Regions from separate parts of the Homo sapiens genome. Here region 1 is linked to region 2. Evidence: chromatin contacts called from ENCODE Hi-C or POLR2A ChIA-PET data. All regions are on one chromosome and are shown on one strand. Each heading gives the region's core, a stretch centred on a gene start or an enhancer-like site at or near the end of the contact. The rest is flanking DNA. Distances are from core to core; before and after follow the strand shown.

Evidence for each region. A loop is a pair of places that touch in the nucleus more often than their neighbours do. ChIA-PET counts read pairs that join two places held with the same protein, here RNA polymerase II (POLR2A). Pooled maps may share reads with other maps.
Region 1: a loop to region 2 is called in a pooled map, with 3 times the contacts of the local background. The contact joins two enhancer-like sites. A Hi-C loop is called at or near these places in 3 of 50 pooled maps. POLR2A ChIA-PET finds 5 or more read pairs at or near these places in 3 of 52 experiments (PC-9, RWPE1 and T-cell).

The regions. Positions count from the first base shown.
Region 1 is chr2:172,494,523-172,498,774 of GRCh38, reverse strand. It overlaps ITGA6 (integrin subunit alpha 6), which reads right to left. Exons shown (of 26, transcript NM_000210.4): 24 at 675-800. PDK1-AS1 (PDK1 and ITGA6 antisense RNA 1) reads left to right here. Exons shown (of 4, transcript NR_199657.1): 2 at 3,259-3,400. Among named protein-coding and RNA genes, the nearest start is that of ITGA6-AS1, 31 kb to the right of the region's middle. Within about 2 kb of position 2,499, at least 3 of the 41 ENCODE cell types and tissues checked have a DNase peak (open chromatin) inside an H3K27ac peak, as active enhancers do.
Region 2 is chr2:172,221,326-172,225,395 of GRCh38, reverse strand. No RefSeq gene overlaps it. Among named protein-coding and RNA genes, the nearest start is that of DLX2-DT, 120 kb to the right of the region's middle. Within about 2 kb of position 1,620, at least 2 of the 41 ENCODE cell types and tissues checked have a DNase peak (open chromatin) inside an H3K27ac peak, as active enhancers do.

The sequences.
Region 1 (4,252 bases), core at 1,250-3,749, 270 kb before region 2:
AATTTTTAGGTTGTAATCTTTGGGCAATAAGAGTTTGTATCCATCTCATACGCAGTTTTTCATAATGTAGACTCTTTACTGGTAGAATCAGGGGAAGATATTACATTTTATTTACAGTCAAAGGGCCAAATTCTAATGAGGAACATCATATTGAACCTAGACCTTCCTTATGTTTGATACACGCTATAGTGACCCCCTTGAGATAGAGTTATTCATTCATGTCATACTCTTCTATTCCAAATCTAGCTGTAAGCATAACCAACACCAATGGCTGCTATGAACATTCTTCACAGAAACTGAAATTAGCAGGGATACACATTCAGATTATTACTACACCCTAACAATTTGGCTTAGATCCAGACTTATATCTTAGGTGAAGAAAATGCTAAAGTAATAAAATCTAAATTTGTTATTTGCTAAACATGCTAAATTATGTGTGAGAGACAAATGAAGAAACTTATTGTGTACAAATAATATACTTTAAATACAAAATATTCGGTAAATATACAGGTGTTCATGGTAAAATTTTCCTCAAATTTGCTATGTCAAAAGAGTTTCATAATGTTAGAAAAAAGGAAGCAATGAAAAAGAAAACGTACTATCAGTGCTGATTCCCATTTTTTAAAACATGAAATAAAGTTTGTTATGAAATTCAAATGCCAGATATGACTTACCTTCCATAGTATAAACACTAATAAAGCAAGCATCAAGATCCCAGCGAGAATAGCCACTAGGATGATCCACCAAGGTACTCCCGAATACTGAGCTACAGTCTTTGAGGGAAACACAGTCACTCGAACCTACAGGGCAGAAAAGAAAGCAGCATTACTACATACAGCGGCAAGAGTTCACACCAGGAGTTTATGGTTCTAATTCTGCTTTTGAATATATTTTGGACAATGCAGCCTGTGAATGGATGAGATGACTTTCTGATGCAAGATCCTTTCTCTTAACAGAATATTGCTTCAAGAGACATTCCTTGAAGATCTTTCCCCAGAATCTTGAAAATGCTGGGTTGTATTCTGACAAAGTGGTTACTTCTTTGTTAATGTATCTTAAAAAAAATTTGTTATCAACACAAGTAAACTGTATAATGAACCCTTAAGTATTCATCATCCTGTTCCAGCAATTATCAATATACAGCCAGTCTGTGTATCTAAACAAATTGCTCTCAAAAAGATACCCAGTTAAATAGATCTAACAGCCAGTCTGTTCTATCTATCTAACCTGGTATCTTTTTGAGAACAATCATACTTTTTTTTTTTTTTTTTTGGAGACAGGGTCTCACTCTGTTGCCCAGGTTGGAGTGCAAGTGGTGTGACCATGGGTCACTGCAGCCTCAACCTCCCAGGCTCAAGTGATCCTCCCACCTCAGCTGCCTCCCAAGTAGCTGGGACTACAGGCGCATGCCACCACTCACAGCTAATTTTTTTAAAAATTTTTTTGTTGAGACAGGGTCTATGTTGTTCACAAAGTGCTGGCTTCAGGTGATCCTCCTGCTTTGACCTCCCAAAGTGTGGGTATCATAAGTATGAGCCACCTCACCTGGCCTATACTTTCTTTTAATTAATATTCAGCAATGGAAAGAAAAGGGCCAGTTTAGGCAAAAGTAGCCAACATTCCTCATTCAGACTTTAAAGATGTTGTGAAATACAAAAATAGGGATAGGGCTGCATGACTGATGGACACCATTTTACCTTTTTCTTAGGATATCACACTAAAGACCCTCATAAACAATAACATTTCCTGAAATGGCTTGGTGCCATCTTCTACAAAAAGGTATATGAACAAACTAGACCCTGGACCCACTCAGAGGCAGCTTAGCGCTTAAGTTGCTCCTGCTGCTGAGAAGCTTAAACTCTAAACATAGGATAGTTTGCAAATATCAATTAAATAGAAATGGTGTTTACTCAGAAACCTAAAAAGCTGCTTCTGGCAATTCCAACAACTCAGTTACATGGGTTTAGAATGCAAATGAACTTTTGTGATACCAGGAACTATTTTTCAAAGCATGCTAAAGACCTGGTGATTATTGTGAACATGATTTTGTAAACTACACTGATTAGAGATCCACTGGTTTGAAGTTTCTGATATTTCTGAGTTAAGAGAATGTAAAGTAAAGGGAAACAAAACTCAGGGGGAGCATTTAACTTCTGAGAAGTGTTTTCAGTCAAATATTCTATGTCCATATTGAACCCTGGATGCTGCTATGTCTACACTGTGCTTCAATACTTCTATGCGGTGGTGTTTTTCTTTAAAAAAATCTCTCATCAAAGTACTTCCCTTTCCACTTCTAGGAAACAGTTTCTCAACCTCACCTGACTTACAAAAAATACTTAAAAGCAGCAAAACTGCTTTTCTTTAAACATTCAATAGACAGCAATCACATCTTGAGATTTAGCCAATTATACTGATGGTAACAGGCAGGCATAAAACACCTTTATCAGCCACCATGTTTCCTGTTATGCTCTAAATGAGGTTTTCTACAAGCTCTGAGCCCCAAGGTGGCCTCGTGGCTCACTTCCCCTCTCCTTCCCTCCCCTGACAGGGAAGAGATTACTGCGTTCAGCACAGGGACATCTACAAAGAAGGGAAGAAGAAACAGGGACAGACCAGTGAAGCAATAGAATAGTTACGTGGTTGGTAAGCTGACTACAATGAAACAAACCAAATAGATGATTTCAATTAGCCTAAACTGTATCTTGTTTAACTTTGTTGCCCTATTATCTAACACAAGGAAGGTGTACAGTGTATCCTCAGGGCAAGATGGTCATGTGGAAGGGCCATCCTCATTTGTAAGAAAAAGTTCCAGTAAATCTGGAAGTGGAGAGTGGAAACTGGTCTTCGGCAAGGAGAATCAGCTTTATTATAATGACACTGTGCACAAGTGTCTTTAAAACAGCTGACAGTAGGGGAAAGCCACCCCCATAAATGGTTGGGATCCAATATTGTTAACAACTGAGCAAAGTAATTTTTGATTTTGCAGCCTGGAGTGGCAGGGTGGATGGGAATCCAGCTGAAGCTCTAAGCCCCAGGCCTGGCACCATTCAAACCAGAACTTCCACATATTGTTAACTCACTGGGCATCAAAGACTGAGAACCAAAGTCAGGGACTGGGTTGGCTACACATTTAAAGGGCAGATGTGCTCCGTGGTTCTGGAGGGCGAGAGGCCAGTCAGGAAGACTTTATTGGTTGTTTGCTTAAACTGTCAACTGAAGGTGTTTTTGTTTTTTTTGTTTTTGTTTCTGGTATGACAGTCATTCTCCAGCTGGGATTGAGAACAAGGGGAAGCTGGCCATAGAGCCAGGTGACCAAAGATGGAAGACAAAGGGTGGGCTGTGATTCCCAGAGCTCCAAGCCTTGTTCTGTCTTGTCACACCAACTGTTACTGATGAACAGGTGAGTAGAAACTACTGTAGAGCTTTACAACTCCAAAAATAATTTCTTACCTTTGGTTTCATTACAATGTAGTTATTTCCATGGGGATGACGCACACCTGTGAAACTCATCCACCATGTGCCCATAAGGGGAAGAGGGATATAAGCTCTGTTGATGCATTAAATTCGATTACCAGTGAGCAGTGCTGAGACTACATTAGCTTGTCAACTGCCAAAATACCTTCTCTAAATTACCCTGTAATGTACCACCCACTGTTCTCATTGAACTTCATTCAGTACAGGAAGTCACCCAATGAAGGGATTTTCGTATCTTTTACAAAATTATCTATTAAGGACATCATCCACTCTTGGTGTTTATCATATAACAGGCCATCTTATAAAAGGATCCGTATCTTAAGTTGTTCTCTGAATTTTAAGTTGTTCTCTGAATTTAGAGCCAAAAGGGAAAATCTTATTCCCCTGAAGAATTATGCATTTTTTTGGTCATTTTAAAAAAAATTTTGACAGCCAGGAAGCTTGGATACTCTCTACTTGCTTCCTTAGGGATAAATGGGGACAATATAAATACAACCAATAAACAATCCCCCTCAATTTCCCTGGCTAATTTGACAGTGTTTTCCTGGTTCTGTCTCCTACAGCATGACATTCTTAACAGTTGACACTGTATCTTACCCAACTTTGCATCTCTAACATTTAGCACAGGGAAGGCATACATGTGTCTTTCATGGGTGTTTATTAACAAGATGGATTTAATTTAACTGATGCTAAAATATAGCATGGCTTACCTGGCTCAATCATGTGACTTCTGCTCTCCCTGACTTCATTATAATAGTATCCTAATTTAGAAGTGTTT
Region 2 (4,070 bases), core at 371-2,870:
GGTGGCTCTACTAAGGGAAAACTTGACCTTGGGTTTTTCCTCTCGGATTTAGCACACTGTCATAAGGACTGGGGGATGGGGAGGCTGTCTTGAGGATGAGTTTTTCCTATGGAGGAAGAGAGATTTTGGTAAAGAGGGAGCAGAGAGCAGCAGCACAAGGTCCTTCCCACCTGGAGGCTTTTGAGCAATTGAGCAGGGTCTGGAAGGATGGGATGTTCCAGATAACACAGGGAGAAGACTAGCAATGAAGGGAAGGGGAGTAGCTTGAAAGGGCAGCAACAGTGGAGCAGGTGACTTCCTTAAAATGTGAAAGCTGGCCAGATGCAGTGGCTCACACCTGTAATCTCAGCACTTTGGGAGGCTGAGGCAGGAGGATCACTTGAGCCCAGAAGTTTGAGACCAGCCTGGGCAACACAAGGAGACCCTGTCTCTACAGAAAGTAAAAATAAATTACCCAGGCATGGTGGCACAGGCCTGTGGTCCTAGCTACTCCGGAGGCTGAGGTGGGAGAATCACTTGAGCCTGGGAGGTCAAAGCTACAGTGACCTGTGATCATGCCACTGCCCTCCAGCCTGGGTGACAAAGACAGACCTTGCCTCGAAAAAAATATTAAAAAATATAAAAGTTGGAAGCTGGAACTTGTGTGTAAGATGAGGACTCAGTGGAGAAGGAAAGAATGAAAACACCAGACTAAAGATACAGAGAAAAGGGACTCTGCAAGGTCCAAAAGAGGCGTGGTGGGAGGTGACAGAAGATACAGAGGAAAATATTAACTATGTAAAGAAGACGGACACTTCTACTCCTCAGATATGAGGAGGGGAGAGGAAATGGGTAAAAACAGAGATTTTCAGGTGGGTAGAAAGAAGGCCATCAGGTTAGGTGGCCTCACTCTTGGTAACTGGAAGACAAGGTCCGCTGACAGTGAAGGTTTGAAGATGTAAAGTAGATCTTACTCATTTAGAAAATACCCAATAGTTTTTCTTTTTTTTTTTTTTTTTTTTTTGAGACTGAGTCTTTCTCTGTCACCCAGGCTAGACTGCAATGGTGCGGTCTCAGCTCACTGCAATCTCCGCCTCCCGACTTCAAGCAATTCTCCTGCCACAGCCTCCCAAGTAGCTGGGACTACAGGCACCTACCACCATGCCCGGCTAATTTTTTTGTATTTTTAGTAGAGACGAGGTTTCACTATGTTGGCCAGGCTGGTCTCGAACTGCTGACCTCATGATCCGCCCACCTCGGCCTTCCAACGTGCTGGGATTACAGGCGTGAGCCACCGTGCCCGGCCCCAATATTTTTTCTAAATAAAGTTATTCCTGCTGTGGTGGTGGGCTGAGGTGGGGAAAATCTTTGGGAAATAAGATTAGAAATTAAAAGGAGCAAAAGCATCCATAACTAAGGAAAAGAACTAATGTTTGCTGAGTCATTAGCATTAAAACCATGGCATTCCTCCAAAAGGAACCAGAAATGGAACAGAAACGTTTCTTAAGGGCGCAGGTAAGAGAGGCACGAGGTAGCCAATGGTTCCAAGGTCCAGGATACTCACTCCTCTACCCCCAAGAACTTTCTGGGAGGAAACTGTGTCTTCTCAGTCGAAGTGGTGAGGGTAGCCCCCACCAGAACTTGACGGAAAGCTGGTTGTGTTTACCCAATTTTTCTTCCTGTGTGTCTGTAACCAGCCAGGTGTTTCTAGGAAGAGATCACAGTCTTTGGCCCATATTACCAGTACACTAGCTCAGCAAATTGCAGGGAGGGGCTGGTTGTCTTGCATTCACCTTTTGAAGGAAATGTTACAAGTTTTAGAGAAAAAACAGCCATTTAGTCTCTGGTAAATGCAAACATTTCCTAACATACCAAGGCTATCTGAAGAAAGTACAGAGCCTGGGGAAATTCTGCCTAATGAAATCAGTTTTTCCCAAGTGAGTAGCTATAGCAAAAGGAGGGCAAATATTTAGCCCCATTCTGGTCAATTATGATGTCCAGTGTCTTTTTTTTCTTTTCTTTTTTTTTTTTTCTTTCAGAGACAGGGTCTCGCCCTGTCGCCCAGGCTGGAGTGCAGTGGCATGATCATAATTCACTGCAACCTCAAACTCCTGGACTCAAGCAATCCTCCCGCCTCAACCTCCCAAGTAGCTAGGACTACAGGTGCCCACCACCATGTCTGGCTAATTATTAAATTTTTTACAGAGACAGGGTCTCACTATGTTGCCTAAGCTAGTCTCAAACTCCTGGCCTCAAGCAATCCTCTCACCTTGGCCTCACATAATGTTGGGGTTACAGGTGTGAGCCACTGTGCCCTGGCTAATTTCTGTTTTTGTAAAGAGAACATACAATCCTATCATCCCTAACACAACCCTTGGCCTTGAATCTTTAGTTCTGTCTGACAAACTAGGTCTTACTGCAGCTTTGAAATGGAGCTTTGGTTCTTATGCTTTTTTAACAGATCAAAGACACTTTCATTTAAATAATTTGGGTCAGCTGTGTATCATTCGGTGGGAATTGATGGGTAAAGATGGCATTTTTGCAAATGAATGGATAAACTTTTGATGCACTAAATTTATTTATTTTTTATTTTTCCACAGGTTATTGGGGGTACAGGTGGTATTTGGTTACTTAAGTTCTTTTTTTCTTTTTTCTTTTTTTTTTTTTTTTGAGACAGAGTCTCGCTCTGTTGCCCAGGCTGGAGTGCAGTGGCACGCTCTTGGCTCACTGCAATCTCTGCCTTCCGGGTTCAAATGATCCACCTGCCTCAGCCTCCCAAATAGCTGGAACCACAGGCAAGCACCACCCAGCCAATTATTGTATTTTTAGTAGAGACAGGGTTTTGCCATGTTGGCCAGGCTGATCTCGAACTCCTGACTTCAAGTGATCCACCCGCCTTGGCCTCCCAAAGTTCTGGGATTACAGGCATGAGCCACCGCGCACGGCCTGGATACACGAGTAAGTTCTTTAGTGGTGATTTGTGAGATTTTGGTGCACCCATCACCCAAGCAGTATACACTGCACCATATTGGTAGTCTTTTATCCCTCGCCCCCCTCCCATGCTTCCCAAGTCCCCAAAGTCCACTGTATCCTTCTTATGCCTTTGCGTCCTCATAGCTTAGCTCCCACATATCAGTGAGAACATAAGATGTTTGGTTTTCCATTCCTGAGTTACTTCACTTAGAATAATAGTCTCCAATCTCATCCAGATCACTGCAAATGCCATTAATTCATTCCTTTTTATGTTGATGCACTAAATTTAAAAAATGAGCTACATATGTGCAATGGTGTTATATATAACCAATAATGTTTGATATATTGTATGTATTATATAACCAATATTCTATATAACCAGTAATATTTGATATATTGTATGTATTTCAAATGAAAGTTGGTTATATCTGTCAAACCATGTAAAAAGGGTGATGTGCAACTTGAAGCAAGTGCCAAGATTTAGCAGACTACAACAAGATCAAACAGCAATTTAGAAAGAGAGAGATAGGAAGAAATATATTTTTGATGGATTCCATTTCTAAAGCCATCTAAGCAAAATCCAGGTCAACTTTTCACAAAACCGCACAGAAGGTAAGTCACATTGAGAGGCTGGCTGGCAGGCCTCTAACATACAGACATATATTATGGTTCAGGAATATTAAAGAAATGTACTACTCAGCAAGAATACCCATAACTCTCCTATAGATTAGAACATCAAACATATTTAAGGCCATTTGGACAGCTCAGAGCAAAATAAAAGAGAAATCCTGGTACCATCGGGCTTAGAGCTATCTTCCTTCTTCCAAACAAAAAGCATGGAAAAAGGAAAACTATTTCTCCTTTGTACTTTAGCCCTGGAGAAGACACTGATGTGGTTTGCTTCCCCCTTCCCTCCCCACATTGGGTTAGGTGGTTATGAAAAGCAGAGCTCACCTGGAAAGGTTGGCACTGCTTTGGCTCAGAGCCTGAGTGGAGGGCATGAGATGAGAGTGCCCACCAGAGCAGGAACAGGTGACCAGCCATTCCATTTGCTCAGGACTGGGGGGTTTCCTGGGACATGGAACTTAGTACTAGAACAAAGAGATGAGTTTAACTTC